2 separate regions of the Homo sapiens genome follow, and region 2 is linked to region 1. The links are chromatin loops, found by intact Hi-C in ENCODE. Cell type or tissue: CD14-positive monocyte. All regions are shown on one strand. Links, peaks and the distances in the headings refer to the core of each region. The heading gives the core; the rest is flanking DNA.

The links. A loop is a pair of places that touch in the nucleus more often than their neighbours do. Peaks named below come from ENCODE experiments on the same cell type or tissue, not always from the same donor. Only the 100,000 strongest peaks of a DNase experiment are listed, where the experiment ranks them.
Region 2: it touches region 1 in a loop (2.4-fold over the local background); 3 of 110 quality-filtered maps call a loop at or near these places.

What each region holds. Positions count from the first base shown.
Region 1 is chr1:229,062,325-229,078,915 of GRCh38, forward strand. No RefSeq gene overlaps it. Among named protein-coding and RNA genes, the nearest start is that of LINC02815, 84 kb to the right of the region's middle. In CD14-positive monocyte, for the core only: no CTCF peak of the experiment used is centred there; DNase peaks (open chromatin) are centred at 6,197, 6,517 and 8,037; H3K4me3 peaks cover 1,860 bases; H3K27ac peaks cover 5,756 bases.
Region 2 is chr1:228,983,100-228,999,690 of GRCh38, forward strand. No RefSeq gene overlaps it. Among named protein-coding and RNA genes, the nearest start is that of LINC02815, 160 kb to the right of the region's middle. RefSeq lists an enhancer at 6,460-7,210 and a silencer at 14,583-14,877. In CD14-positive monocyte, for the core only: no CTCF peak of the experiment used is centred there; DNase peaks (open chromatin) are centred at 3,392, 7,132, 7,532 and 8,272; H3K4me3 peaks cover 2,339 bases; H3K27ac peaks cover 6,173 bases.

The DNA.
Region 1 (16,591 bases), core at 2,968-10,967:
AGGTGCCAGGACCTCAGCTGATCATCCCAAAGCTCGGGCCAGCAGCTGGCAGCCAGGAGGAGTGTCATAACTCTACTAAGTAATCTGGAACAGAAGCCAAGGGAGTGGCTAGCCCCTCAAATCGGGACCTGCGGGGATGTGGGGCCCTCAGACGCAGACACTGGCATGCAGGAGCACTGGGAAGGGGCCCAAGCCCAGAACTCCCGTGGAAAGCGGGGTCCGAGTTGAGCTGGGAGGGAGGGAGTGGCTGGCTGTGCTTGTCTCCATTCTCTCATTCTTTCCTTCAATAGGGGGTCAGCAGGGCACACAGCTTCCCAGCTGGAGACCAGCACTCCCAGTCTCCCTGGGGGCTGCGTGTGGCATTGTCTGAGTTCCAGCTGATGGGATCTGAGCAGAAGTAGACCAGGACAGCTCCTAGGTACCATCTCTTACAAAGGAAGGGGGCATCCTCTACTCCCCCTGTGCTTCCCATGGGCTGCAGGTGCAGATGTGAGCCACCCAGGGGATGACAGAGCATCAAGAGGGGAGGAGCTGGGGTCTTGGGATGGCCTCATGCATCCAGCCAACCTGCCAGGACCGCCCTGCCTCTGGACTGTTCTGTGAGAGAGAAATGAAAGTCTATCCTGCCTGGCTGCCCTGGTGCCCTCACTCATATACAGGACAGGAGAGAAGAACAGGCTTGAAGCTGCTCCCACATTTTTTCCAGTCCCACTAGTCGGGAACAGAAGCTAGGACTGTGACAATGCAAGATGCTGGGGAGAAGAGGGAGGCCAGGAGAGGTGCCCCTACTGGCCAGTGTCTCAGTGCCACCTTAACATTGTAGGGGTCAAGGGAAAACTTTCCCTTCGCTCTCTGAAGGTTTGCTGAAAAATCAACTGACAAAAGGCAGATCAGTAAGAGAAAAGGCAGACAAAGTTACTAACATGCACAGAGGAGAAAATCACAAAGTGATTACCCAGCCACCCAGTGGGGTACATCTTGAGGTTACAGAGACAAGAAGACTCAGAATATGACCAAAAACAAGCATTGGAGGTGCAACAGGTTATGGTGACAACACAGGTTATGGAAGGGGGAGAAGAGGAGGCCTGGCTAGCAAAGGTCACCTTGTTACATACAAGAAACCCCACAGGTAGCAGCCCTCAGAAAGCATAGATGGTGAATGTTTCTTTCAGATCTTTAAAGATGTCAGTTCTTTAAAAAAGAACCTCAGTTAATCTTTCCTAGATCCAGACAAGTGAGGGCCTCCGAGACAGCTGCGTCAATCAGATTCTCTGCAGGTGCAAATTTCCCCACAAATGACAGCCTTGCAGGGCTGCTTCTGTATGCGGGCTCTGTGAACAGCAATCTCAAAATGTGTCAAAGAAATATATTTTGGGATGAAATATTTTGATTTTCTTCAATATGCCAGTGAGACCCCTGAGAGCCCGGAGGTAAGCCTGGAATTTACAACTACCCTGGATGGCTTCTGCCCCCTCCTATTTTTGTCCGTCTTCCCTCTCCACTGGCACTCACTTGACCTCAGACTTACAAAATCTCCAAGGTGTCAGCTATTTGATTCAATGAATTAATCTGAGCCAAAGACAAAGGGCCCCAAAAAGGAAGCTCTGTCCTATTTCAAGTTTGCTACCAATGATTTAGAACTCATTGATGTTGAATATTGTCTCTTTCTTTCTGTGTATATTAAGAAAAGAACATACTTTTCTACTTCACTCTATTAATATGATATATTATAATATATGAAATCATTTTTATTCATTCTGAATTTGCTTTGTTTTCCTTGGTCTCAAGGTACTAAAAAAAGAGCCCAAGGCCAGTACTCGGTGCTTGGACCCTGGGAGGTGAAGTTTATCTGCTCTGGCAGCATGAAAGGCCAAAAGGGAAGCATTTTACTGATTTTTTTTATGGTTAGGACTAATTGGTAATCTTCCAAGATAGATCAACCTGGATAAAATGATGATTTCCTAGAAGGCAAGAAATCCTTGCTTGATAGTATTTTTTGTATGAGAATTCACTGCTCACCACAGGAACTTTCGTGAACAAGAAAAATATTTACTTAGATGAGACCCAGGAGATTATTCAGTTAAAACAAAAAAGGTCAAGGTCTAAGGTCTTTTTTCTGGCCAACAGGGCACCATGAAATGCCCAGAGACCTGTCTGTAGGATATGCAGTTGAACAAGTTGCAAAGATTCCAATGAATGAGTCAGAGAACAGAATCCTTCACTGCCGAGAGTGGTCCATAAAAGAGTTGTGCCTACTTTGATCTGGGAATATTCGCTCTCTAATCTGAGAGTTCTATGGAAGCCTTGACTTTGAGGTCAGCGTCATTTGTTTTTATGTTTAGGGTGAGGCAAGGCCTGACAAGGCTCCCTGGAGAATAGGGTGTGGCCAGATCAGAGGCACGTTGACCAATTCCCAGCCCTTCCTCCCGTAAGAATCAGCATGAGGGAGAGAGCCCAGGAGTGAGGAGGGGGGTCTCAGATTGCTGGCCTTCAAGTTACAATGCCACCGCATCAGCAACGGTGCATCAGCAAGGGAAGCAAGAGCAGAGGGGGAACAGAGCCAGATGATGGGGGAAGAGAGAACATGGGGATGAAGAGCAGGGAGCAGCCATAGAAGCTGAAATTAGGCCACTGTGGAGGTGGCACGTCTGAGAACACACCTGCTTGGGCCGCGGGGCGGGGGCTATGAGAGACACATTCTGGGGCTTAGCTCTGCCTTTTTTTTTGGTGCTACCCAAGCAAAGTAGCATATGGAAGAGATTTGATTTCTCCCCAAATGTTGATGCTAATTTTGAAATCTTTCTATTCTAACAAGACATCAAACTATATAATAGGAGGACACACAGATTGCTCCCCAAGTGACAGCTTTCGAAAGAAAAGCCCACATGTTCTGTACGATGTTGTTCCAAAAACGGGTGCTAAGTGGGATGAGGTGCCACCTCGGCACGTCTACCACCTGAGGCTCCAGAGCGGCAGGAGGCTGTGGCCAGGGTTCGCCCCAGAAGCTGCATGCTTCCTAGGGTTAAATGTCATTCTAGACTAGGAAGAAACACCTGATGGTAGCATCTTCTGCCAGCAGGACTTGATTACAATCTCTCCAGAGAAATCTACCTCTCCAGAGAAATCCCTGTAAGGGTGCATAGCAGCCAAACAGCAGTGAAAGAAATGTCTAGCACACTCATCTTCAGAGTCCATGTGAATTGCACTGTGATTTATCTTAGATGTCAACTTTAGTGCATGGGAAAGAGAGGAGTGAAAATCAAGATGGAACTTGTCAAAAGTTTCATAGTTGAAGAGCCAATCCAGCCTCCTTTCCTCCCTCCCTCCCTCCCTCTCTTACTTCCTTTTTCCAAGTGCTGACCAGTAGGATACTGCCAACTTCCAAATTTTAATTCTCTAAAATGCATTTTCTCCTTCAGTTACAAAGGAGCCATCTCAAGGATCAGAAAAAGTCTCTCTGGACTTTGCTCCCATGTATGCAACCGAGTGGCATCTGTTTGCAGAGTGTAAGATGCCGCCTCAGGCGGCCCTGCCACCCTTCAGGGCCAGCCCTCTGGCCCCTGTGTCCAGGCTGAGAGCATGACCACAACACATGCAAGTGTCTTTCCCTGCAGCCCAGCCTCCAGCCCATGCATGCCTTTCCAATCAAACCTTCCCACTGGGGGTTTGTATAGAGAGAACTCTTTCTAACTATGCTTCCCCTCTACTCTCATACCACAACAATCATCAAACACAGACAACTTCTGTGGCCATATGTGAGTTTTTTTTACCACATGCTCCAAGCAGAGGATACCAGCTGGGTGTCCTCTATTTGAGTTCCGACACTATCTACATGGAGATAGTGTCAGATCCCACAGGTTGAGGGCTCAGTTCCCAAGACTGCCCCCCCACCAAACACACCAGTCGTAAGTCCAGACCTCCAGAACTTCTGACCAATCAGCTTCAAGAGGGGATCATGGGTGCCCTTCTTTGGGTTTGATTAATTTGCTGAATTGGCTCATAGATCTCAGGGAAACATTTATGTTTACCAGTTTATAATAAAGGATATTGCAAAGGATACAGACGAAGAGACGAGTAGGGCGAGGTATGTGGGAAGGGGTGCGGAGCTTCCATGCCCTCCCTAAGCGCCACGCTCCAAGAACCTCCATGTGTCCAGCTATGGGGAAGTTCCCCACACCCTGTCCTCTTGGGTTTTTATGGAAGCTTCGTGACATCAGCATTCCTTTCCCCGCTTTACAGGGTGGGACCCTCATAGGAGGTCTCAAGATGCACAGTCAGAAAGGCTGGGGAACATTTGAGTGGGAGGAAGGCAGGAGAAGGTCTGAAGCCTACCCGTGAGGCCTAACACACCCAACATTATAATAAAAGACTAACGAGGGCTATGGGAGTTATTAGCCAGGAACCATGAATGAAAACCAGTATCTGTCATAACACCATGGGGCTACACTTGCATTCACCACCCTCTGTGGCCAGCTCTGGCAACTTCTCCTTATTAGAAGTGAATCTCTTGACTGAGGTACACGTTTTTAAGATAAGCACCCTGGGAAGGATGGGAAACCTGAATGTCTGAACTCCAGAGGCTGCCCCAGAAAAGAAACCCTCTCCAGCCTCATCTGCTTTTTGGAGGCCACAGAGACATTCCCAGACCAAAGCAAGCAGGCCAGGAGCAACTTTTCCACTCCAGCCCAGAGGAAGCATCGCTTGATGTTGAGAGTAAGCTTTTTCCTTACCCATATTCTGTACAGAGAAGACCCACTTCTTTCCAGCTTCCATGCATTGCCTAAGCAGCCTTTATAAGCATAATAATGATGATTACAACCAAGATCACCTCCTCTGTGCCCAGCCCTGTCCTCAGCACTTTCTGTGCTGTATCTACTGAAATCTTATCACCACCCTGTGAAGTGGTCACTAGGATTCTTGTCATACAGAGGAGGAATGGGGGCTTCAAGAACTTCAATAACATTTGAGATGTCATCGTCCAGGGCACAGAAAGTATTTCAAAGCCAAAGCTCCACATGATTACATGATTCAGTCTCCTCAAATCCTGCATGAACACACCACCCCCAGACAGAACAGAGGAGCTGCCAGCCTCCAGGTTCTCCAGGGCTCCTGACCTCCGAGATGCGTTCTTGGGCTGTACTGGTGATGTTTTAAGCCACAGAATTGGCCTTGGATGAAGAATGTCCCAGAAGCTCTTCCCTAAGCCACATGGAGTGGCCTTCTCTGTCCTCATCCCTCCTTCTCCCCCCTGTCTGCTTTCTTGTCCCTTGCCCCTGTCCCTGTTCAGCTCTGCAGACCTGCTTCTGCACATCTCCAATCCAACACTCTGCTCCTGGCTCCTGACTTCATATATTTGAGTGTTGTTTTCTAGGTCCTCCTCCAGGCTGTGCATCAGGACAACAGTGGTCCCCTTCTCTGGCCCTCGTGCCTGCTCTGTGCCTTGCCTGGCCACCAATGCACCAGCCAAGCCTGTCCGGTAGTGCGGAAGCCAGCTTCGGGCAGCTGAGCAGGACAGCTGCTGACTCCCGGGGAAGTGTCTTGTAATTTCCACACATTCACCTCCATGACCATTGTACTTTCCTCCTCCCAACAGTCCTGGGAAACAGGTACCATTATTCCCATGTATATGGTAAAGAAACAAAAGCTCAGAGAAGCTGAGGAACTTGTCCCTGGTCTTACAACTCCTGAAGGGCTGCATGTGTCCTTGCACCCGGGTCTGCTGAGTCCAGTGCTCTTGGTCTTTCTGCTTTCCTGCTTTGCATAAACACCAGCCCCTTCACTGAGGCAGGGCAGGGCAGGCAGGAGCACACTCTAAAACAAATTCAAGTAGAAGGACCCCTCGGTAATGACCCTGCAATATGGTCTGGCACTGACAAAGCTGGAAGAGTCCTGGAAGCCAGGCAGAGAAGCATTGGAAAGAGGCAAGTTGAAGCTGAGTGCTGAGGGCTCCAAGGGTTAAGGAGTATTGGAAAACAGTGGTGGGGGTGGGGGGCACGTGCACACTGGAAGGAGGGACACGTGCAGACAGACAAGGGGCTTGCACAGGGATCAGCATTCGGGTTTGATCTTAAAGGCAGTAGTGGGGCAGGGAGGGTTCTTGAGGAAGGAGATGATGTAACGAAAAGTTGTGAGAGGAAGACTGTGTGGTCAGTTGCATAAAGAAGTGCTGCAGAGGGGGAAAGCCTGCAGTCCAAGAGCAGCCGGGAAAGAGAAGGTCATTGCAATCATCCGGCCTTTGCCAGGAGGAAGTCTCTTGCCGGGTAGATGAAACACCCACAAGTCTTCTCCCTAGTTTACCACATGATCTATCTGATGCAAAAGATAGGAAGGCCATAGCTAGGAGCATGAGAAGCCAAAATGTCTTGCATTGCCCCCCAGTCCAGGGTACACAGCCCATCTCAGTTGCTGGGGTGGGGTGGGGGAAAATGAGAGTCCCATGGGAGGGGGACCTCACATTGTAGCTCTTTCTGTCTCTGCCAGTTACAGGAAGAAGCTCTGAGGTTTTGCTTCTCTGAGGGTGACCCACATGCCACTGGCATCAGAAAATAGAGGAAGATCTTCAAAATGTGCATTCCCAGGCCCAGCTCCAGCACTGCTGAATTGAAATTTCTTGTGGGTGGTGAGAAGATCCCAGTCATATAAACTTTAAAAAAAAAACATGATTTTTTAAGAGCAATTTTTTAATCAAGGTTCACTAGAGAAATAGTCAATAGGAGATACAGAGAGAGAGAAGATGATAGATAGATAGATAGATAGATAGATAGATAGATAGATAGATACATACATACATACATACATACATACATACATACATAGATGATAGATAGACAGACAATAGATAGCTAGATGATAGATGGGATGATAGATAGATGATATATAGATAGATGATAGATAGAGAAATAGATACATAGATGATAGATAGATAGATGATAGATAGGATGATAGATGGAATGATAGATAGATGATATATACATAGATGATAGATACATAGATAGATGATAGATACCTAGATAGATGATAGATACATAGATGATAGATACATAGATACATAGACAGATGATGGAATGATAGATGATAGATAGATAGATAGATAGATAGATAGATAGATGATAGATGATAGATGATAGATAGATTAGATAGATAGATAGTTGATAGATGATAGATTGGTAGATGATAATTAGATTGATAGATAGATAGATGATAGATAGATAGATGCTATAACATCTGTGTGAAGGCTTTTGTGTGGTCAGAAGTTTTTAACTCATTTGGGTAAATACCAAGGAACACAATTGCTGCATCATATGGGAGGAATATGTTTAGTTTTGTAAGAAATCACCAAACTGTCTTCCAAAGTGGTTGTACCATTTTGCATTCCCACCAGCAGTGAATGAATTCTTGTTTCTCCACATCCTCACCAGCACTGGGTGTTGTCAGTGTTCTGAATTGTTGCCATTCTGTTAGGTGTGTAGAATCTGAACTTTTAACAAGTTCTCCAGGCATGTCTTACACTTTCTAAGACTGACAGCCACTCTGCAGAGGTGTATCCACTATTTGAGAAATTGGGAGCAACTTTGCTGAAGAAACTGGAACTTCAGAAAAGCAGCCCCAGGATCTCTGGAACTTCGGCTAAGGTTCTAAGTCTCCCAAAGGACCTCAGGGTCTGCATTTCATTTTGCTCTGCACGAGGTTAATAACCACCAAGTAATGCCTCAGCCTGGGGGATCAGAAACTCCTGGAACCTACCAGAAAGCTTGTGAAGAGTCCTCAGGTGATGGGGAGGGGTTGCTTTATTTGATTGGTTTTGTTTTTGAAAAGGCTAGGTTCAAACCTCCAAATGTATATTCCAGCCACCATCAGCCCATACACAGAATGCTTTCAGCTTTGGTCCCTGTTAGTTATTGCAGGAACATAAAGCAGCCACCATGCACAGCAGCTTCAATCTCAGGCACTCTGTGAGCTTGCCAGAGTCATGGTCCCCGGCCCACCCCCAAGGGCTGGGTGACGCACGAATCTTGAGTCAACAGTTTCCAGCACTGAAGAGGCACTGGCCTTGAGCCAGCTATCTCCAGCACATGCCCAGTTGCCCCAGGGCTCATGCTTTATCCTTGGAGGGCTTGGCAGCCTCACGGCCTGCTCTTGTTCAGCTTACTGAGTGTGGTGAGTGCCCAGCTTCCCTTTCAAGGGCTGAGCAGAGGCTGGTCCGCCTACAAAGTTAAAGCAACTTTAACTGAACTGTCTTGCAAAGCAGTCCCAGGATCTGTTCATACTCTCTGGACATTAATTGCTCTCTGTGGTGGGTGCCCCTTCTTTTTTTATTATTATTTTATAATTTTATTTTATTTTAATTTTTTTTAGAGATGAGGTCTCACTCTGACACCCAAGCAAAGGGCAGTGGTGTGATCATAGCTCACTGCAGCCTCCAAACTCCTGAGCGATCAAGTGATCCTCACACCTCAGCCTCCCAAGTAGCTGGGACTACAGACCTGCGTCACCATGCCCAGATAATATTTTAAAATGTTTTTTTTTTTTTTTTGTAGAGACAGGGTTTTGCTTTGTTGTCCAGGCTGGTCTCAAACTCCTGGCTTCAAGCAATCCTCCCACTTCAGCTCTGGTTGATGGGAAGTAGTGGGATTTGATCTCAGTTTTCTGTTCTCAGTTTGTTCAGTGTGTCTAGGAAATGGGGCTGATGCATCTAGGATAGATCAAAAAGAATGCACTCATTTCAATACAAATAAATTGCTGCAGCCTCATTCTGCTAGGGAGGTGGAGTCCTGATGCTTTCCCCCAGCTACTCTGGAGAACAAGACCAAACCAATCCCTCCCTCTCTGTGTGGATCAGTTTTCATATTATTGAGGACACAGTGCACCTCTAGGGGATTGTGGGGTCACTTCGGTACCAAGCCTAGCTCAGCAGATTTAATTTAAGACAAGCCTTAATAGGCACATCATAGAGGAGAATCTGCCAGACAGACTGAAATCTGGGAAAAAGATCTGTAGGTGAGGCCACTAAGACCCCACTGCAGCCTGGGGAAAGGAGAAACTCATTTTCCCCCACCAGGCCCTAAGACAGTCTTTTAGGGTAGAATAGACTCGCCAGACATGGGATGCGGGGAGCAGAGTTGGAGCCTGGTCCCTGCTGAGAGCGGTGTGCTTTAATCCCTTCATTCCTTTGGACTTCTATTTTCTCCAAAGAATAGTCAGTGCAGCCAAAATCTAACCCAGGAAGTGTAAACTCCTCTGCCAAATGTGGGAGAGCCGCTTAGGATGACAGTGATGGGCCTGCTGTCTTCATGAAGGATGTCAGTAAGACCCTACAAGAGCAGAGCCCTTACTGGTGGCCATGAAGCAATCCCAGTGTTTGTCTGGACCCTCCTGCAAACCCAGCTGTGCGGCTCTTCCTGGGTCTGGGAAGCCAGGATTCAGCTTATGACAAAGAGAAGTTCCTGGTCATGGGAACTATGGTCATGACCATAGTTCAGTTGTTCATATATCTTGTGTGATTTTCATTCAAAGTGAAAGCTCAGCCTGTTGTAGGCAGGAAGCAAGCAAAGACAATGGCAGAGACCTGATGAGTTCGCCTGCTGGGGCTGCCCAACACAGTGGCCCAGGCTGGGTGGGAGGCTGAGAACCAGGCGTTGGCAGGGCTGGTTTCCTCTGAGGCCTCTCTGTGGCTTGGAGATGGCCATCTCCCCACGTGGGCTGTCTCCCTCACATGGTCTTCCGTGTGTGTGTGTGTGTGTGTGTGTGTGTGTGTGTGTCCTCATCTCTTCTTATAAGGACAACAGTCGGATTGGATTAGGCCCCCACTAAAGACCTCATTTTATCTTAATCAGCTCTTTAAAGGCCTTGTCTCCAAACAGTCACGATCTGAGGTGCTGGGGGTTAGGACTTCACCATGTGAATTTGAGGGGACCCAATTCAGCCCCTAATACCTGATGAGCTTCTCTCTTTGCTGGCATTTCCACCCCCATCTCTCCCTCACTCTGACCTCTCCAGGACTACAGCAGGGATGGGCAGCGCTGTACCAGGCAGGGAGGGATTGTGTTTGTCAGCCTGAGATCCAGCTTTGGAATGCTGGCCATGGCCTATGGGAAAACTGTCTTCCTCTCAGGAACGTCTTCTTGGGTCCCTGGGGAGCCCTCTCCTGATTTCTGGGAACCTCTCACCCCCTGCTCTCTTGATGAGGGTGACACACCATCCATGCAGTCACCATCAACTCCCGTTCAGCCCTAGATTCTCAGAGGCTCACCTCCACACAGGGCAGCCGGGGGACATTCTCTGAGGAGTGTAAAGGGCAAGGACATGGAGGAGAGCCTGGGCCTGCTCTGTCACGTCCTTTCTGCTGGAAACAAAGGTGCATCCCTTCCCAGGGTGGACAACTTCCCACCAGCACCCTTGGTCTCACTCCCTCTCCTTCACCCCCGAGATTCCATAGGCCAGGGCAGACCAGTCCACTGTGTCCCCATCAGTGCCCCCACTGTGTCTGCCCAAGGCCCATCTCCCTAAGCTGGAGGAGAGAAGATGTTCTCCACCCTCCCCACAAGGAGAAGGACTCACTGCACACACTCCAGAGAATTCTTGTCGGGGCGCGGTGGCTCACGCCTGTAATCCTGGCACTTTGGGAGGTCAAGGCAGGTGGATCACCTGAGGTCAGGAGTCCGAGACCAGCCTGGCCAATGTGGTGAAACCCTGTCTCTACTAAAACTACAAAAATTAGCCAGGTATGGTGACACACACCTGTAATCCCAGCTACTCGGGAGGCTGAGGCAGGAGAATCATTCGAACCCAGGATGCAGAGGCTGCAGTAAGCCAAGATTGCACCATTGCACTCCAGCCTAGGTGACAGAGTGAGACTCCAAAAAAAAAAAAAAAAAATTCTCCAACTGCCCGAGGATCTCCAGCCTCTTTTCTAGGATGGCACCACACTGGGTCCAGAGACCTCTGGAGCTGGCTCCCGTCTTTGGAACATGGGGGTGCTGGCTACTTACTGACTTGTGCCTCATGTGAGACTGAGGCAGAATCGCACAAGTGGACATAGAGTGTGGAAGAATAGCCGATGGAGGCTTAGGAGGGAAGGAGGGGAGGAGGGTGAGGGGTAAGGGGTTACTCAATGGATACAGTGCACATCTGAGTGACAGTTACACTAAAGCCCAGACTTCACCACTGCACAACATATTCATGTGACAAAACTGCACTGCAGCCCTTAAATTTACACAAATAAAACATATAAAAATAAAAGTAAGTAAATAAATGCACATTATCAGGGTGGAAGCGGGGTGGGCAGGGAAGCTTGGCTCGGCAGTCACTCTCTGTGGGAAGCGTAATGGGTGGCTGATAGGACAGAGGCAGCTTTTTCCTTCCTAAACATGGGGCTCTGGGGCCAGGCAAGCCAGCACCGTGGGCTCAGGGCTCTGTGGGCTGAAGACCTTCACTCCCATAGGCATGGTGAACCGAACCATGCTTTTCTATGGCATTTGCTCAATCCTATTCAAGGACAGACCAGTTAAGGCAGCAAAACATCATCACATTATGGACTGGGCATGGTGGCTCATGCCTGTAATCCCAGCCCTTTGGGAGGCCGAAGCGGGTGGATTACTTGAGGCCAGGAGTTCAAGACTAGCCTGGCCAACATGGTGAAACCCCATCCCTACTAAAAATACAAAAATTAGCTGGGCATGGTGGCACACGCCTGTAATCCCAGCGACTCGGGAGGCTGAGGCAGGAGAATCGCTTGAACCCAGGATAAAGAGGTTGCAGTGAACCAAGATCGTGCCTCTGCACTCCAGCCTGGGCGACAGAGCGAGACTCCATCTCAAAAAAAATAAAATAAAATAATCACATTATGTTTTAATATGATTAATAATAATCACATAAAATGTTTATAAATACATAAAGTTCAAAGGAAAAACACAAGCCTACAGGCAGGAGAGAGCACGTGTGAAGGAGTAAGGAAGAGGAGTGGGCACCCCAGCCCACAGGAGGGCAGAGGGAGCTCAGAGGCGGCCGGGGAGGCCACACTCAGGAGGCTGTGTTTTATCCGCGGGTGTCCTTCTTCCAAGGGTTGTGAATCTGTTCTGAAATTGCCTTAAACATACTAAATCTAACGCTCCCTATCTAAATCACGGTGTTAAACCTTCCTCAGCTTACGGCATCATTCCTGATGTTTCAAGCTAACAATCCCTTTTAGGCTTGTCTGTTCTTTTACGGAGGACATGCTGTATGTCTTTTCTAATCCCAGAATACTAGGATCCTTTTTCCTTGATTAGAGTCCCTGGCTTTCCTTTTCCTCTCTCTCTGTGGATGGATGCACCAAGCAGCAGAAGTCCCAGAGCCTCCACGTTGCTCACAACTCCCTGGATGCCTCTCACCAGATGGGCTTTCTCCAGTTGGTCTCACTTACCCTGACTGTACTCTGGTGTGGAAGGCAAAGGAGTGAAGAGTGAAGAGAAGGCCAATCTCAGAACCCTGGCCACGCCTTTAGTTACGGCTTTTCCTTTGGGGGGCTGGACTTGAATAAGCTTAAGTTACCATTTCCTCAGTTGGTGGCCCAACACCATCATCTACCCAGATGAGGCTGGCTTTCTCGTGCAGACATTCATTCTCCTCTGTCCCCTTTATCCCTGCCCCCAGTCCCACCCTCTCATCATCACACTCTCTTACTATGGATCAGCACCCTCCCGCCCTCCCGCCATGCCTGTCTGTGTGTAAGTGTGCATGCACGTGTGGCTACCAAATGTGTAGTATTGCTTGGTATATATTTGGTTTACATAAATAATTTACTGTCTGCCTCATTATTTAACTTTCTTCGTTCAGCATTAGGTTTTTGAGTTCTGTCAACGTTGAAAAACTGAAATTTAGTTCCTTCCTTTTGTCTCCCCCAAGGTCATTTAGATCCAAGAAGTCCCTTGTCCTCACTCTGAGGGGCTGGTGCTTGGGGAGGACAGCATCTAGGCAGAGTCATGAGAGAAGGGAGGTCCCTGCTGGGAGAGAGGACAACACGAATGAGGGACTGGGTGTGTCACCAACAAGGTACACTCAGAAGAGAAATACTCAAATTACAGCAGGGAAGATTGAGATCATCTGTAAAAGAGAACTTCCTGGCATCCAGGCTTACTGAATTCTGGACTTGCTGGGAGCTGTAACGGGCCTCTGTCTCACTGCCTTTAAACAAAGAGCAGCCTTTTTTGCAAGCAGACTAACCAAATGGCTTTCCCATCCCATTGTTTTCTGATTATTGAATGTTCCATGGACAGCAAGAGAAAAATTCCAGCAGGTCTAGAACAAAGGGATGGGAATGGTGGAGTACACCCAGGTTTCCCTGGTGTTTCTGAGATCCCAGGAAGTCTCCCCTGGGAGCATCAGCCAGGGTGCCCTTCTGAGCTCACCAGGTGTTCACCACACTATTTAAGACAGTAGTCTTAAGAGACACTGTCTCTGACACACTGTCTGTACTTTCAGGATACAACGTATGTTCACTGAATAAACCTTGGATATACTCTACCTCCCATTCCATTTCTAAAGCCTAGCAGTATTAGCCAATATTCGCATTACCCTTGGTCTACTTATTTATTCATTCATTCAGCAAAGATTTACTGGGTTTGTGCCAAGCCAGGAACTGTGCCATAAGCTCAATGGATAGATAGAAGCTGTCCCTACTCTCCGATGATTTACATACAATAAATAAGTCAGGCAATTACCTGTGCCAATGAAATATGGTAAGCTAAGTCAAGGGAGAGAGGAAATTCTGTGGTGTGTAGAGGGCTGATGTTTTGGAGGGGGTCAAGGATGGCGTCTGATTCTGGCAGGGTGACATCCAAACTGAAATGAGAAACAATAATCAGGTTAAACAAAAGGAGACAGAAGAGCAAGGATCCCAGGCAGCAGGAACAACTGATAGGAAGGCTTGGAATCAAGGGAGGTGGCGAGGATGTGAACAAAGAAGAGAACGGCTCCCAGCACCTAGGGATGCTGCTGCAGAGTGATGACAGAAGAGACCAGGGCCAGATCCTAAGCTGCCTCAAGCATTGAATTCTATCCAAGGGCAATGAGAAGCTGTTGAAATGTTTTCTGCAAGAAAATGACATCATGATCAGATATGTGTGTTTGCTGCTGTGGGGAGAAGATATCGGAGAAGGGCAAAGACAGGAGAGCAGTTAGGGATCTGTTTCAATAAACTAGACCTGGGTCTAGTATGTACCAGGCCCTGTACAGGTACCAGAAATAAAACAGTGAGCAAAAAGGGAAAGACTCCTGTTTTCGTGGAGCTTACAATTCAAAGGGGGATCCAAAAATCAATTGACCACAACGGTGAATGTGTAGTTATAAACAAAGGTCAATTTTCCAATGGAAAAGAACAGGATTCTTTGACAACATTTAGCAAAGGAACCTGCAGTGAGAAGTAATGGTGGTATGGACTGAGGTCTTTCTGGAAGGGAGAAAGAAGTGAAGAATGTCCTAGATACTTGGGTGTAGAAGGGGAAGGAGGGAGGAGTGAAGGGAGAGGACATTTTCTGGCTGAAGTAGCTGGGAGGATGGAGGTTTTATTCTGAGCAAGAGAGATCTCAGATCACAGGAGGCAGAGCTGACTCTAGTGATGGGCACATGGGGTGTAAGCACCCACAGCCATCCAGAAGGAGCTGTCCGGCTGGCAGGTCAGTATAGTTCCAAAGGTCGGCAGAAGGGGATGAGGTGTTGTCAGTTCACAGGTGGAAATAAAGCCTTGCGGCTTGATGAAGTTGCTCAGCAAAGAGGAGGAAAGAGCAGAGGAGAGACAAGAAGAGTTCCTACCGCTGAGCCCTGGGAACACAGCACTTAGGGGATAAATGGAGTACAAAGGAGGGCCTCTCAACAGGAGCCTGAGGAAAAGCAGGGAGAGCAGGGGAAGAAAACCCTGACAACTGGTTGTCAAAAAAGGGTGGGGGTGGGAGTGTTTCAAGAAGTGAGAGGAATACTGATTCAAACGTTGCCAAAAGAAAAGTCAGACTAGGACCATGAAGTAAGCCAGGTAAGCCGGGAAGGACAGAGGCCTTGTTTGAGCACCACTGAAACTCAGGGCCTCCAACAGGTCTGGCACATCCCAGGCAATTAATCCAAGTTAGTCGCTGCCCAAATTTCTGAAAGAAAAATGCAGACCTGTGTGAGAGCAATTCCAACAGAGCGGTGGGGTGACTATCAAAGAGCAATGAGTTAAGAGGTAAGAAAGCAGAGATGCCTGGTGTGGACCCCGCTTTCAAGCAGTTTCCTGTGAATCTGGAAAGAGACAACAGTAGGGAGGACTGATTTAAAGACCACCCAGAACCACGATGTGGAAGCACGTTCTGGGGATGAGGCCTGGAAGACAGCATAGTTGAGGCCTATCTTTGAATCCAGCTGCCACTCACTTATTGGATAACCTAGGTTAAAACCTCTCTAAGTTTCTGTCTCCTCATATACGAAATGAAGATAATGCTAGAACATTTCTTATAGGTTGGAAGAACTGAATGTGTAAATAAGTAGAAAACACTTAGCTATTGATATTATTACTTTTTTTAACATTGTTCTGGTTATATGGTGATCAAATAGTTGTGAATGTGTTCTGAAGACTCTAAAATACTGTCCAAATGTAATAATCCACATAGAAACTGAGTTGTATGACCTCAAACATTCATAGAACATTTGCACATTGACAAAAAGGTGTGTGTGTGGTAGGGGGTCAGTAACTGCTATTTGGTACCTACTTAATCACTCTGCTGTACTTTCACTGTTCTTTTTTTTTCTCTCTCTCTCTCTTTATTTTTATTTTTTGTAGAGATGGGGGTCTCACTCTGTTGTTCAGGCTGGTATCAAACTCCTGGCCTCAAGCAATCCTCCCACCTCAGCCTCCCAAAGTGCTGGGATTATGAGTGTGAGCCACTGTGCCTGGGCACTTTCACTCTTCATGGGACCAGTGGTGGCAGATCCAGGGATGTTGAACAAAACATAAAACAAAACAATAGAGGTTTCCCTCATGGCTGGAAGAACCTGAAATTGTCAGAACCATGCAGTTCCGACTCTGTTCTTCAATTATAAGGAGTTGAATGATCAATGGCAGGGACCTTAACTTCCCAACTTTTCCTCCAAGCAAGCAGTAAGTATTCAAAAAATAGGGGAGTAAGATAATCATCCTTTCTTACATTTATTAACAGACTTTTACTGAGCATCAAGAAGGTGCCAAATATCATACTCAGAACTCTTTTAACATAGTGATTTTAAAAGATTATAAAATGTATGAGCCCAAAATACCAATCAACACCAAAGACTTAGCTGGACAATCAAAGCTGGACAATCAAAGTACTCCAGAGCTGCTGGTGGATTCAAAGTACAAGAGCAAATGTCAAATAACAGCCTGCATGTCTGGAGGCACGTATTCCAACCCTATTAATGGGCTCATACATCCCTTCATATGAGTGTTCATTCAATATATATTCACTAACCACCTATCCTGTGGAAGGTGCTAAGTGCTGGGTGTCCAAGAACAAAAAGGAATTAGGTCCTGCCCTCAATAGACCTATATCCTAACAAAGAAGTTTGCAATTATTAATCATTCTTCTCAGTATTAGGTGGGTGGGTCCTA
Region 2 (16,591 bases), core at 2,786-10,785, 79 kb before region 1:
ACTCCCGCACAAGCCACCTTGCCTGCCTAAACCATCTGAATAAATCTGCGTCTTGGTGGACGGGGCTTTGGGGTGAGGTCCTGTGAGTGATGAGGCCCTCTCTGCCCTGGGATGGTGAAGTCCCATCTGCCATGGGGTCAGGATCGGGTGGGATCTGAGTGCACCCCGAAGCTGCTCCGTCCCTGGGAAAGGGGCTTTGCTTGCTCTGCCGGGGGAGGGAGCACAGACAGAGCAGCCTCCATGGTAGGGGCCAGGTCCTCACTCCTGGATGGGGGCAAACCAGCTCTTCTCTGGGGGGGCTAGGCAGGGAGGAACAGGCGAGCACCTGGAGAAGGCAGCCAGGTGACACCCCCCAGGATGACCCATCTGCCCCTGGAGTGTACATCATCCTGCCTGTCTCCTGATGGATTTCCTGCCTTCTGGGGCCCACCTCCAACCCCAGGCTGTGTTTCCTTCCTCTGAACTCAGGAAGCACTGAAAGTCTCCAAACCATTCCGCTGGCACTGCTCATACTGAATATTCTTAAATTACAAAAGTAAAAAATAAAAAAAAAGTCTAAGACCTGAATTATCAACCTGACCGTCAGCTCCTTTAGGGCAAGGCAATGACTTTTATATGTCTCTTTATTCAGATGTGTCCCCCCAGCAGAAGACAGCTCCTCACATGCTCTCCTTTTGATTGTTAAATTCATAACTGTGCACAGGGTGGATTGCAGCAGTGAGTTCAAGGCAGAACAACAAACAATAATGGCACGTGTATTCCAGGCAAGAGGGAAGCACAAGGCCGAGCATGGTGCCAGCTTGCCTTTAACAGGTACAGTGCTGCGGGGAGGCAGCTAGTGCTGGGACCCAGTAGGGATAATGGGATAACAAAGGTGCTCCTGCATTGTCAGATGCACAGAGAGACATAGCCATCAGTGGTATGCTTTCTCTCCCACTTATTTACCTCCTTTCTGATTTCCCAAAGCTATTTTTGTTTTATTCCCAAACATGACACTTTTCTCCCTTTCTTATTTAGTTAATGAAAACAGAAACAATAACTTAATTATGTGATAGACAGTAAAGAGAATACTAAAGAAGTAGATATTTGACACAAGCTTTGAAAATTAAGTTGAAAAGAAAGAGTACTGCTGTTAATAATCAGCAGCTGTCAGTGAGAGCTATCACTTGAACAACTATCACAAAATCTCCACTCCTCAAAACAGCCCTGCAGTGTAGACATTATCCCCATTTTAGAGGCGAGGGAGTGCCAGCTCAGGGAAGCTACCCTCACAGGCTGGTAGATGTCCACACTTGAATCAAGGGTGAACCAGACCCCCATATGCCCACAAGCACACACAAGCTGATGTGGACTCTGGGAATGAATGAAATTCATTGTAAAATTAGCATATGCAAAAAATTAGCAGCAAAATGCTGCTGCTGCTGCTGCAAAAAAAAATGCATATAATGTAATATACTTTCAATCCAAACATCTTCTGTTTTAATGATCTGTTTTAGCCATGGTTTCACCTTGGAGGGATCTGCTCCATTCATAAAGCAGAGAATTGGGCTGCTGCAGAAGCAGGGAAGCAGGGTTGAACTGGTGGGAGGCAGTGGTGGGGTGGAGGCCTGGTTCCTTGCGTTAGTACACCTGCCACTCCAGATTCCTTAGGACAAGTAAGCCCAGCCTCTGTAAGGTCCCACCGGCCTCCAAGATCCAGGAGCACTGAGGAGGTGCCAGGGGGCAAAAAGGCATCAAGGGACTCAAGGCAAAGAGAGGCTTGGCAATTGTGACGGGTCAGGGTGGGGCAGGCTCCCCTGGTGGCTACAGGCTCCTCATGCTCCACGGAGGGGCAGGAGGACAAGCTGACTCAGGCCAAATGAAGAGGAAGAAAGGAGGAAATGTGGCCACCTATGGATCCTGCCAAGAGATGTGATGGACTTCTCTTCATGAGCCCAGAGAAACTTGGGTTCCAGCATATGCTCCGGTGAGGACCCAGCACTCAGCATATAGTGCCACTGATGTCAGTCTGGCATCATGCGCCAGGGCCTGCACCAGCTGCTGGGCACACAGTGGTATATGACAGAGTCCCTGCTCTCCTAGAGCATGGGGTCCAGTTGGGGAGACAGACACACAACCAATCATGATTTGCTGTCTGCTAAGATACCGCCATGCACAGGGGGCTACATACAGGTGTTCAGAGAAGGAATCCCAAACCAGAGGATTGGAGGAGAATAGATGCCTCATGAATCTCAAAAGACTGGCAGAGGCTAACCAAGCAAAGAGAGTGGAAAGAGCACTGAGGCATGGGGATGGCAGGTGTGGGCAAAGGTGCAGCACATGTGAGGAGGAGTGTCTCAGTCTGCTCTGGCTGTGTAACAAAGCACTGCAGACTGGGGGGTGGTAAACCATAGAGATGTACCATCTTACAGTTCTAGAGGTTGGAAGTCCAAAATCAAGGTGTTGGCAGGCTTGGTTCCTCCTGAGGCCTCTCTCCTTGGCTTGTAGGGAGACAGCACTCTGCCATCTTGCTGAGTCCTCACATGGTCTTCCCTCTGTGCATGTCCGTGTCCTCATCTCCTCTTCTTATAAGGACACTGGTCATATTAGTCTAGGGCCCACCCTCATTACCTCATTTTAACTGAATTTCCTTAAAGACTCTGTCTCCAAGTACAGTCCAATTATGAGGTATGTGGGGTTAGGACTCCAGCCTATAAATTACTGGGGGACATAATATGGCTCATAAGAGTGGGGAAGTGCAGGAGGCTGGTGCACCCAGCGGGAGCTGAGTCTGGAGGCACAAGTCCCGCCAGACCCAGAGCCTGGAGAGACATGCAGAAGGCTCCCACTTTGCCCTGTGGAGGGCAGGGATCTTGGGGGTCACAGCTTGAGACTCAGCTCTTGCACTTGGCAGCTGTTTGAACTTGGGCATGCTGCTTTACCTTGGAGTCATAGTTCCCCCTTTGGGAAAATCAGGATAAAACTATCTTGTGGGATATGTTGTGAAAATTAAAAGAAAATGTTTCTAAAGCAATGTCACGGGATCTGTCAGGCAGTAGGCATATCGGATGGGAAATGTGATGAGGAGAAGCATGAACATGGTGCGGGAGCTCGGAGGAGGCTTTACCAGGCCCGGCAGCCAGGTGGCCGTTGTGCCCTAGGACAGGCGGCACATGGGCGCGTGGGGAGACCCCAGAGGGCTCTTAGGACTGTCTGTGCATCAGGCAGTGCCATCACAGTGTGATCTGTGGATCACCCGCTTGAGCATCGCCCTATGAAAGCGCAGATCGCAGGCCCAGCTCAGCCATCCTGAGTCCGGATGGAACCTGTGTCTAAACTGCTTCCTAGGAGCTCAGTCTGAGAATCATCCTGGAGACCTGCAAATCTGAGGGGTGGAAAGAGGAAGAGGAACAGAAACAGAGCGAATGCAGATCTTATTGTTCGTGCTTCTTACCCAAGGCCTGGGGTAAGCCTTTTCCCAAAAGAGTGGAATGGGGAGGCCCATCTCACTGCACTGCCCGCTCCTGTGACACTGAGAGCGCAGTGGGCAGAGACCCCCAAGAGTCCTGCAGGGCAGACAGGCAGACGTCTGCTCTGTTACTAAGCCATGCTGTGCACCTCCAGCCAGCAAAGTTGAGCTTTTGCCCAGAGTTGGCAGCTCCCCAAGAATCAGACTTGTGGAGAACATGGTAAACGCTGGTCTGCTTATTTTGGGATTGAGGGATTGTGAGGGATCGTGCTTATGTCTCCTTCCAGAAGTTTAATGAACAAAATATTACCATTAGTCAAGCCTACGTGACCACCAGCTGACCAGGACACCTGCAGTTCTTTAATTAAGCTCTAGAGATGAGACATCCCCTACCCTGTGTCCCCTACGGAGTAGTGACCAGACGAGTTAATTTGCCTTGAGTCGTTAACCTGAGAGGACCATTAGCTCTCTGGGAAATGATTTTAATGTGAACCTACTACCTTTTGCTAAGAAAAGGAAGGCTCTGTCCCTTTCACACCCAGCTCAAGAGGAACAGCCAGTCTTAAGTCAAATGCCCATTTCTCTAGTGTGAAGAGTAAAGATGACAGATGTTCACAGGCAACCTCAGTTAGTTCCTTCCCTTGTCGAAAAATGCTGGACTCTCTCACTCCCCCCCCACCCCCCCCCACACGCATACACACACACAGGCGCAGGCACATGTGCACACACACACACACACGAACACAGACATATCATTCGTGTGCGTGCGCACACACACACTCGTATCTTCCGGAGGCCAGCTTTGACACACATCACCTTCTCATAGTAGATGAATTATTGGGTCTATTGCTGCATTCATATCCTCCCTAATTAAATTCTGCTAGCCTGGAATTGTGATCCTTTGGTTTATCAGGAAGCTACGCTCTGCTGTTATTTGCCCTTATGTTACATACAAAGAGAGTGTTAAAAGCTACTTCATGATATACACATCTGACAGGGGGCCAATTAAACACACTGGACCAGGCTGCCTGTTTTGTGCCATTGATGCTGGCTGCAAATTACAAATGAATTTATGCTTTTCATTTCATGCTCAGCATGGTGCTTTCTCAGCAATGTTTCATAAGCATAAGGCCAGGTGCTTTTGTGTGAAAGGAACAAAATGAAATTTCTTTAAAAATGCAAATCCTAATCCAGACTGCCCACCCCTACCCTGGCTTATCCTGACTGGTGGGTATTTACTGTCTCCTGTTCCTGGGGGGTGCTACCTGGCTCTGAAGAGGCCTTTCCAGGGCAGTCTTGAGCAGGGTCAGGGAGGGGTGCTGTGGAGGGGCAACCTCCAGCCGTCCCGTGTGGCCAAGAGCTTTCAGAGACAGGGTGCCCCTGCCACCAGACAGTGAGGAGTTGCAAAAGAGGCAGCTATGGGGGTCTCTGTGCAGCACTCAGCGGGAGGATCCCCAACTCTGTGGCCACGCATGACTGTTGGAGGGTGGGACATCAGCTGAGACTTCCTTACTCAAGCAGAACAGAAATATTTTCATAATATGGACTCATTTAAGGTAAAAAATGTGCCAGGCCTTATAAAAATATAAAGATGAATCTAGTTTCTGACCTTCAGCAGAGAGACACACAGATACACCAAACGGGCAGAGGACACAGCAGGAGCTGCAGGCTGCCTGTGCTGGCATTGTGGAGGGACCTCCCCCGCACCCCGGTAAACGCGGAGAGCAGGGTACTCTCTAGGGCAGGAGCCAGCAAGCTTTTCCTGCAAAGAGCCAGGTGGTCTACATTTCAGGCTGTTGCAGGCCTCGGGGTCTTTGTCGCAACAAGTCAACTCTAACGTGATAGAGTTAGAAGGCATCTATAGGATGAGCATGGCTGTGTTCCAATACAATTTTATTTACAAAACAGGTGGTGGGCTGTGGGCGGCCGACTCCTGAGCTAGAGGGTTGGATCATTGCACATGGTTGCAGTCCATTTTCAAGATATTTTAAAGGTAAATTGTTATTTCTAGCTCTCTGTCTCTTCTGATACTATTAATCTACTAGAATAATTTTTTACAATGATTTTTTAATTATGAAAGACATACATGATCACTATATAATTATCAGAAAATAGAGGTAAACAAAAAGAAAACAGTCACATTTCTGAGCTAGTCTTCATCTTGCCTCTTCCTTTTCTCTACTCGCAAACATCCCTCATGGTCCCACCCACATGCAGGGAGGCTCAGCTGGCAGGAGAGGAGGGAGGGCCTGGTGACCTCGGCTGGCCCCTCATGTGCTGCTGGTCCATAGTGAGGGTGGAGCCTCACCAGTGTGGCCACAGGCATGCTCACAGGGAGCTGTCGAGTTTCTGCTGAAGTCCGAAGTGACCCACTTCAACCCGCCATGGTCTCTGTGAACCCTGGGATGGAGTCATTACTCTCCACATGGTTGGAATTCCTACTGGGGTGACTTATGAAAGTGGAACAGGCCCAGCTCCATTCAGTCAACACGTGTTAAGCACTGATGGGTGCCAGGCATTGTTCTAGGCACTGTGGCCAACAAGACAACCTAGAAGCTTTCATTCTTGTAGGGGAGGTTAATTATAAACAAATCAACAACAAAAACTATAAAAATGGTTATCTAAATGTTGGATGGTAATGGTTGCAAATAGTAGAATGGGAAGTATTTGGCAGCACGGATGAGATGGAGTGATGCCCTCCCATTGGGTGGTAAGGGACTCCTCCGAGGAAGGGAGGAGGACAGGCGGGTCTTGAAAACACGGAGGGCAGAGCATTCTAGGCAGACAAAGAGTACATGCAAAAGTCCTTCAGCAGCACCGTGTTCATGCCCTTGAGGACAGACAGCAGTCCCACAGGCTGGATCAAACGGACTCACGGCAAAAATGAAAGAAGTTAGGTAGGAAGTCAGGGCCTTTAGACTGTGGCGAGGAGCTGAGATTTTATTCAAGAGCCATGGGAAGCCAGCCGAGGATTTTAGGCAGGAAAGCTGCATAACCTGACTCCCATTTGTGAAAGCTTGCTCCTGCTGTTTTTGGAGAACAGACTGCAGGGACGAAAGGGAAAATGAGGAGACTCTTTGGCGGCTGCAGGAGGAGGTGCTGATAGCATGGACGCCACTGTTCTGATGTCCCCAGAGATGGGGAGCTGGTAGGCTTTTCTCTCAGCTCTGGTAGGGGGTGGTGCCATTCACTGAAATGGAAAGATGGAGGAGGTTAGGGTGGGCTGGCGCAGAAAACAAGCGTGGGTTATGGACAGGACAAGCCGGAGGTGCCTGTTAGCACCAAGAAGAGTCAGGAGCTCTAGCAAGAGGACTTTTTAACCAGTCTCAACTGAACACCTGCAGTGTGCCAGGCCCAAGCTGGCCCCATCTGCGGTGACTGCCCATGCCCTCTCATCCTCCTGTCCATGTGCAGCCTGACCCTAGCACCACCCGCTGGCCTGGGATTATCAGGCTGAGCCTGCCGCCATGAAGTCCTCCAGCCTCACCTGACCAGCCCCAGGCAGGATGTGGCGCATTCACGGGTAAACAAGTGAGGGAGGGACACTGGAGCACCCCACAGAGCATCTGGGGCCCTGCAAGGCCATCGCAGGCCCAGCTGTCTCTCTGGAAAAATGCCATGGACACTCTTGATCAGTCAGATGTTGGCAGTGACACTGCTGTCTTGCTTCATTGCATTTGCAAAATAAGCAAAGTTTGTAGTGCTCCCTGTCTTCTACGTGTGAGCGGGTGTGTTTCTCATCAACTCACTGCAGTTACAAAACCAATTAGAGCTGTAAAATGTGGAATGGCCTCTGTGTGAACAGCCTGGGACATCCTCAGAGCTCCAGAGCCCACTGCTTTGATGTCAGAGCTGGGGGTGGGGTGGGGTGGAGTGGAAAGGCCATGGGAAGGGAGCCGGCTCTGAAACACGTGGAGGCCAAGGTGGTAAGGTGGTAGTGATGTGGAGGCCTTGCCGATCAGGGGCCCACACACCGCACCCTGGCAGGGGAGGGCCGGGGGCTTTCTGTGCCTCACCCACAGATAAGAAGGAAGTGGGAGCCAGTGCCAGTCCCTCAGCTTCCTCCTTGCAGGCCTTCTCTGCTTGCCCTTTCTCCACATTTGGCCCAGACATTGAAGCTATGAGCCACATGGCAGGAAGTTCACAACTGCTGTGCTGACAGAAGCCAGAAAGGAGGCTGTTTTCTGGAAGCCTGCCCTGTGCAGGCCTGACAAGAGCTGGGGGAAGTTAGGAGGCCCTTGATGGGACCACGGCCATGCATGACACTGGGACCTCTTGCACTAGGAAGACATCCTGTATCATAAAATTCAAGGAACTCCGGAGCTGGCAAGGACTGTGGCAGTCATAACGTTCAATGTCTTCATTTCCTGGGTCTATGACGAAGACCCAGGAAAGTGAGGTGACTTTTCCAGAAGAGTGACAAAGGCAGAACAAGAACCAATTTCCTGACTCTCTATCCCAGAGCCCTTCACCAGTGACGGTGGGGATGCTCGCAAGCCTCCCAGGCCAGGGCTGCCCAGGCTTACTCAGGTCAAGGCCGTCAGAGGAAAGAATTATCTCTGCACCACCCCTGTCGCAAAGGGACAAGGCTGCTCTCAGATGGAGGCAACCTGCTGGGGACTCCTGCCACCCCAGCCCTGCTGGGCTCACCACACCCACTGGGTGTTGTATACACGCGTGTGTGTGCATGTATGCATGTGCATGCATATGACTGGGATCACTGATTCTGTGGCGTTCCAAGTCTGCGTGGTTTCTTAGAATCCATTATTGATTGAGGGGCCTGAAGAAGATGAAACCCATACGTTGCACCGCAAAGTTTTTTGCACTTCCTTATTCCAGGAGATGAGTTCGCAGATCCTTTCTTTGGCGAAAGGAAAGAAAACCACAATAGATAAAGCAACTTTCTTAGATCACACAGCATATTCACAATGGAGCTGAAACAAGTAAATTAGCTGGACTCACATCTCCAAACCTGAAAAAAACATAGTCACCTCTTTAGACATCAGATGAAGTATAAAGAAAATAGAAATAAAGGCAAAAGTACTACAGCTGTATTTCATGGGGACCCTGACAATTCTCATCAGATACCCGACTCCTGAGGTGTTAGTTCTGAAAAGTGGGCCAAACACTTGGCCCGGAGTTCACCTTTAAGGTTAGTTTAGCAGACTCTGAGAAGCACTAATTAAGACGTGTTAAGCAAATGAAACAAAGTAAAACAAGACAGTTATACAGGCAAATATGTTTAGGAAACCTTTGGTAAGCAGAACTAAATGGATTCTTTACAGCAGGACCTCTCCCACTCTCGAATGCTAACATGCACTGGGACTCTCCAAGAATAAGGTAGAGCAAAGGATAGTTTCTGAATTTATTTGACCATGGAATATTCTTCACCCATATCTCTGGTTGGTCAGAGGTTTTGCCAAAATGACTTTGGAGAGAAAATGTTGTTTTGATATAGTTTTCCAATGCAACCAAATAGGAATGGTCCTGTTTAAGAATGGAAGAGGTGCAGGAGTTACAGAATGGCAGAGTGAGGCCCTCCATAAGCCTACTCTCCCATTAAAATAACAGAAACACTAGGAAATGGTCAAAATAAACTGTTTCAGAACTCTGGAAATTAACCAAAGGCTGGCAACAATCTGAGGGCGTTTATTCAGGAAAAACTGTTGAACCTTGGTAAGAGCAGAAAGGTTTGTGACACTTGAACTTGGCCTATTCCCATCCCATTCTACCCAGCCCCTGTTAGCCATGATAACTAGCAGCCTCACAACCACAGGAATGGTAAAAACCAGCAACTTTGCAGCCACCAGAGGAAATAGACTGGGTTTGAAGCTCCTCAAAATGTCCCATCTGCAAAGCATTGTCATTATTTAGCTGTCCTTCCGACTTCTGGAGAAGTCCCATTTACCAGGCATTGTTGAAATTTGGCCTAACAGAGTTCACTCTGAAGAAAAACTCTATACCCAGGGGATTGGTCAAAAACCATCAGCAGCAATTGTGTATCACTGCAGCTGCCTGAGGCTGCACTGTCAGGTGGGACAATCAAGAGTCTGGCCAAAAATGTAACAGGAATAGCTGGGGAATGATGTTTCCCTGTGGGGCTTTGAAAAGCTCTGACATATTCCCAGGGATCTAAAAGGCTATCTATGCATGTGTGCAGGGTTGTGCACAAGCCCAGAAAAGACCCAAGAAGGTCCCAGTCTCTCAGCTCACCCAATCTCTGGCTAACCATAAGGCTCTGCACAAACAAGAAGTAAAGGTTAAAGCAGGGTTGTAAACTGAGCATTGAAGAGATGCCCCAGCACACCCGGGGCCCCTTGGCAAAGGGTGGAAGATCTACTGGCTCAAAGCATTTAAAGAAATTTCTGGCAAATCATTAGCTGACCAATAAGGTAACTGAACAGAAACGTCAGCAGTGGCACAATATACTGTGATGGCCATTATAAAAAGACGAAAGATAAACTGTTGGTGAGAATGTGGAAAAAAGGGATCCCTCGCACACTGTTGTTGGGAATGTAAATTAGTACAGACATTATGGAAGACCGTATGGAGATTTCTCAAAAAACTAAAAATAGAACTACCATATGATCCAGCAATCCCACTTCTGGGTATACGCCCAAAGGAATTGAAATCAGCATATCAAAGAGTTATGTGCACCCCCATATTCACTGCAGCATTACTCACAATAGCCAAGATATGAAATCAACCTAAGTGTTCATCAACAAATGAATGGACAAAGAAAACGCAGCATACAAACACAATGGAGCATTATTCATCCTTTAAAAAGAAGGAAATTCTTTCATTTGTGGCCACATGGATGAATGTGGAGGACATTATGTTAAGTGAAATAAGCTAGGCGCAGAAGGATAAATACTGCATATTCTCACTTATATGTGGAATCTAAAAACAAAAAGTCGAACTTATAGAAATAGAGAGTAGAATGATGGTTACCAGAAGCTGGCTTCCTGGGGGAGACATTGGTTAAAAGGTAGAAAGTTTCACTTAAATAGGAGAAATAAGTTTTTAGATATATTGCACAGCACGGTGACTATAGTTAATAATAATGTATATTTCAAATTGCTAAGAAAGTAAATTGTAAATGTTCTCATCACAAAAAAATGGTAAGTATGTGAGATGTTAGGTATGTTAATTAGCTTGATTTAATCATTCCGCAATGTCCAAATATATCAAAACTTTACATCATACTCCATAAATATATGTAATTACTACTTATCAATTTAAAAAAATGAAATTAAAAACAATTTCATTTATAGTAGTATCAAAAGGGACACATTTCTTAGAATAAACTTAACCAAAAAATACAAGACTTATACACTGATGACTACAAAACATTGTTGAAATAAATGAAAGGCCTAACTAAATAAATAGAAAGATTTCCCAAGGCCATGGATAGGAAGACAATATTATTGAGATGACAATTCTCTCCAAACTGATCTATAGATCTAACACAATCTTTACCAAAATTCTAACCAGCTCTTTTTCAGAAATTATTAACAAGCTGATCCTAAAATTCATGTGAAAATGCTAGGGACCCAGAATAGCCAAAACAATCTAGGAAAAGAACAAACTTGAAGTTTTCACACTTCCTGATTTTCAAACTTATTATAAAGCTATAGTAATCAGACCATATGGTACTGACATAAGGAAAACATAGATCAATGAAATGTAATCGAGTGTCCAGAAATAAACCCTTTATTTATGGTCAATTGATTTTTCAGAAGGGTGCCAAGACAACTGAATGGGGGAAAAATAGACTCTTGAACAAACAGTGGTGGACACAAATAAACAGTGATGTCCACAAATAAAAAAGTAAAGTTGGACCCTCTACCTCACGCCATACACAGAAATTAACTCAGAATAGTCACAGACATAAAGGTAAGAGCTAACGTCATGAAACCCTTTGGAAAAAAAACAGAATCTGTACGATCTTGATTTAGGCAATGGTTTGTTACATATAGCACCAAAAGCACAAACAACAAAAGAAAAAAATAGATAAATTGAACTCTGTCAAAGTTAAAATTTTTGTGCTGCAAACAATACTATCAAGAAAGAGGAAAAAAATAACCCACAGAATAGAGGGAACTATTAGCAAATTCACGTATAGCAAGGGATTTATATCCAGAGTATATAAAAGAATTCTTACAACTCAATAATAAAAAGACAAGTAATCCAATTAAAAATGGGCAAAGGATTTGAGTAAACATGTCTCCAAAGAAGACATATGAATGACAAATAAGAACTTGAAAAAAATGCTCATCATCATTAATCATCAGGGAAGTGCAAATCAAAACCACAATGAGATGCAACTTCATGCCCAATAGGGTAGCTATAATCAAAAAGACAGAAAATAACAAGTATTGGCAAGGAAGTGGAAAAGTTGGAACTCTCATACATTACTAATGAGAATGTAAAATGGTACAGCCCCTTTGGAAAACACTTTGGCAGATCCTCTAAATGTTAAACATAGACATGACCCAGCGTTCCACTCCCAGGTACATATGCAAAAGAAATGAAAATGTATGTCCACACAAAACTTGTACATGAACATTCATAGCAATATAATTCATAGTAGCCAAAAAGTGAAAACAACTCAAATGTCCATGAACTGATAAATGGATAAACAAAATGTAATATAACCATAAATGGAACATTTCTGTTTCTTGAAAAGAAATGAAGTGCTAATATGGATGAGCCTTAAAAACATTATGCTGAGTGAAAGAGCCAGACATAAAGAAGCACTTTATGTCCATTTATGTGAAAAGTCCAGAATTGGCAAACCTAAAGAGACAGATGTATATTAGAGGTTCCCTAGAGCTGGGGAGGAGGTTAGGAATGGGAATGACTATTCATGGGGTGGGGTTTCTTTTTGGGGTGACGACAACAACCTAAAATTACACTGTGCTAGTGGTTGCACAACTCTGTGAATACACCAACAACCACTGAATAATACACTTTAAATGGGTAGGTTTTATGATTTGTGAATTACATCTTATTAAAGATGTTTTAAAAAGCAATGGAAGAGGTTCAAACTAACCCAGGTTTTTGTTTTACCAGGTGCACACATGCATTCTAGCTTACCATGGGAGAAGAAAACCTATTCTTCTTTGTGAGATACTCTGAAATCATACTATGCTTTGCTGCCAGAGAGCTGACTAGAGAATAGCCCAGGAGCCTACCAGGAGAATCAACACGAAAAAAAACACACATTTTCCGTGGTGTTTCTCAGACTGGCTCTTTGCTTTTTTCTCTTTCAGCAACCTAGCATTCTCTTTTTATTTTTATCTCAAGCACATAATAACTCTATTAATTCTCTCTAAGTATTTCCAAGTGTAAGCCCTGCTGTGCTGCTTTAATGAGTAGATTCATTTATAATTAGCATTCATTTGAAATCAATATTTTTCTTGCATCCTTTAAAATCTAACTAAAATGAACCTTTCAGAAAAACATCTGTATTAACACCCTCCTGACTAGGCAATCTTAACTGTAGTCATTCCTTCATTCTGCACACTGGCAATGCTACTATGAACACCTTATTCAGTATTAATTTATATTTACTCACAGGAACACACCATTTAGGTAAAGGGGACAGTGGTGGTTCTTAACTGTGGCTGTAAAATTTTGATGTTCTTCTTATTGAAAGGCAGGATCTATGGCCCCCTCTTTGAGTGTGGGTGACCTTGCAATAATTTGCCTAACTGACCGTGGTGGAGGGGACACTGTGGGACTTCGAGAGTAAGTCAAAGTCATGTGGCTTCCACCTCGTTTTCTGGAACCTTCACTCTTGGAGCTCCAGGCTGCAAGGCAAAAGTATGACTTCCATGAGGCCATGATCCAGTGGGGAGCCCCAGCCCGTGGAGAAAGCACAAGGCAATGGGCTGGTTAGCAAGCCAAGCTCAGCTCAGCCTTGTGAGTATCAGTCCAAGCGCCAGCCATATGGGGTGTCAGGGGATTCCAACTCCTGGCCATTAGCGTGTTCTCAGCTGAGGCCCAAACACGGTGGATCAGAAACAAGCCAGCTCAGCTCAGCCTTGTCCAAATTCATGAGCCACAAAATTCATGAGGATCATAAAAATGGTTATTGGATTACTAAGTTTGAGAGTGTTTTGCTGTGCCACATTAGATAAGAGAGGGCACTTGGAAAAGGACTTCTCCAGCCCAATATTACCCGGCTGATGCTGCTGACCTTGTTAACAGGCCAGCAACTGCCCTTGAGGAACATGAAGTCCCACTTAAAGGAATTACCTTTGTTAATAGACTTCAGGCCCATTGGACACAGGGAAAGAATCTGGGTTCTTCCCAAAGTTTTTTGTAATTGGATATGGCTTTTAATTTGCAGAGCATTTGTAAATAATCTATAGAAGTCCTCTTGATTTTCCCAACTAGACTTTAAGTGTCTGGGGGCCAAGGAATGTCTTGTTTCCTTTGTTCTCTAACCCTCTGGCAGCAACTGAAGTAGAGCTTGGCATCTCACAGGGACTCGGTGGGTAGCTCGATTACTCCTGGAGCCCCTCAGGGCGGATGTCCTGTGTGACTTTGGATGCTTGATTACTTGGTTTGGCTTCTATGCCCATTGCTTTTAATCTGGGGAAGTGGCATGGGGTAGGGAAAGGGGAATGGAAAGAACTGGAAGTTAGGAGTCGGGAGACCAGGAGTTAAACCAGGCTTCTGGCCCTGACCACTTCTGTGATCTTGTCAGGCATCCACTTCTCAGAGGCTCACTTCAAGTCTAGGAAATGGGATCACAGTTTATCCCGGGGTTGCTCTGAAGTTTGAATGAAGTGCTATAGGTAAAAAGGCTTTTCAAATTAAAATCACTATGCAAATAAAAGTAAAGCATTATTATTATCTGTAGTATGCATTTGCATAAATTCCGTCTTCTCTAGGCCTCCATGAAATGGGGATAATAATAGTTATTACCTCTCGCCAGGATTACTGCAATACCCTCCTAACTGGTCTTCGTATTTCTATTTTTGCACTTTTAAAAGTCATTCTTTGCATAGCAGCTGGGCTATCTTTTTAATAAGCAAATCATGCCACATCCTTCTCCTGTTTAAAAATCCTTCAATGGCTTCAGATTGTGCTTAAAATAAAATTGAAAGTCCATGTCAGAGTCCGCAGGGCCCTGTACCATCTGGCCCCTGCCTACTGTTCCGCCCTCCACCCTGAACGTCCCGAACTCCAGCGGCACTGCCTTCTCTAGGTTTCTGGAACTTAGCAAGAGCTTGACAGCCCCAGGACATTTGCACTCACTATTCATGGCTGGTTTCATCTCCTGGTGCTGGTCTCAGGGTGTACATCAGCCCTTTGAAGAGAGTGTCCTTGACCACTCTTCCCAAAGTAGCCCTCAACTGATTCTTAATCACTTTCTAAAATAATATTGTTCAATGTTTACTTACTTGTTCTCTGTTTCCCACCACTAAAATGTGAGTTCCATGAGAGCAGGGGCCTTGACCCTCCTGTCAAGCGTAGCACCCAGCACACAGCAGGCCTTCAATAAATATTTGTTGATGAATGAATGAGTAAATGATTGAAAATATCAGAGTCCCCTACCCTGCCCACCACCACAGTATAGAAAGTTCACATCTGCTCAGTGCTCCAGGGAGAAAAGCCTGTGGAGAAGAGGATGACAGTGGTGATTGTGTGAGGTATCATTATGTGAACCAGATGTGAGGGCTGCTGGCCCAGAGTCCCCGCTCCCCATGTGCTGGGCCGACCTGCGTTCATTGGCTGAGATTACCCTTATGAGGAAGGGCAGCATCAAGCGCAAGTTCTTCAGTAACCTGTGGCCTTCTCGGGTCCTTGGTCACAATGGCTACTTTTTTTCCCCAAGAGCTCACAAGTGCTGTCACCGAAGCTGACATCACATTCTGGCCAAGGCTCAAGACCAGAACTTCCTGCTCTTAATTCTAGCCCAGTGCATTTTTTTTTTCCTGAGATGGAGTCTCCCTCTGTTGCCCAGGCTGTAGTGCAGTGGTGTGATCTCAGCTCACTGCAAACTCTGCCTCCTGGGTTCAAGCGATTCTCCTGCCTCAGCCTCCCAAGTAGCTGGGATTACAGGCGCACGCCACCATGCCCAGCTAATTTTTGTATTTTTAGTAGAGACGGGGTTTCACCCTGTTGGCCAGGATGGTCTCAGTCTCTTGACCTCGTGATCCAACCACCTCGGCCTCCCAAAGTGCTGGGATTACAGGCATGAGCCACCGCACCCAGCCAGCCCAGTGCATTCTTCAGAGTCATTCCTCTCAAGATTTATCCGTGACATCTTTACAATGAGGACAGAGCTCCTCTCCTCAGATAGGGCTGTGATAGGACAAGCAGAAAATGGGTCAAGAAGGGGAGTAAATGCATGCAGGGGAGTGGGAGACGGCAGGCTTCCTGCTATGCTTGCTGCTTGCAGCTGTCACACCCACACATCATGTCCCAGGCTTGTTAGTAGATAGAGGGAAGACGCTGTAACAAAGGGACCCCAAAACATGTGGCCCAGAGTGTGGGTAACGCTGCAGCAGGTCATCATCCAGAGGCCCGGTTCCCTTTCACGAGCCCTGGGGAACCATCCTCAATCACATGAAGCAGGGGTGAGTGAGGGGCAAGCGTGGTCCTGTTAAGAACATAACTCAGAAGTAGACCACATCACTTCTGCTTGCATCCTTTTTGTGCAACCTTCACCTAAGGGCCATATCTTGTTCAAGGGAGGCTGAAGAACGTCATATCCCTGTGCGTAGCTGTGAGCCCTGTGCTCAGGGGCTTCTGTTATCAAGAGCAAGAGGGTGATGAATATCAAAGGACAATTTATAGTCATTATCTCACTTTCAGACAGTAGCTGAGCAAACTTTGAAGTCCCTGGAACCGTCCCCAAACATGTAGAGGTGACTTTCACAATGGAATCAAGAAGGCGGAGGAAAAGACAAGCATCGCTTTAAGAAAACTGAAAGAGATATCCAAAGTTTTTTGGCAAAACTCCTCCAAAATACTACTACCTAATTTTTTTTCTGTCATGAAAACATCAATTTTCACTACAATCTAGTAGTTACCAGGATCATGACCTTTAACAGATTTATCCTTTTTGGATTGAACTCTTGGATTTTGGATTTTAGTCTAGGGGGAATTTTTTTGAGATGAAAA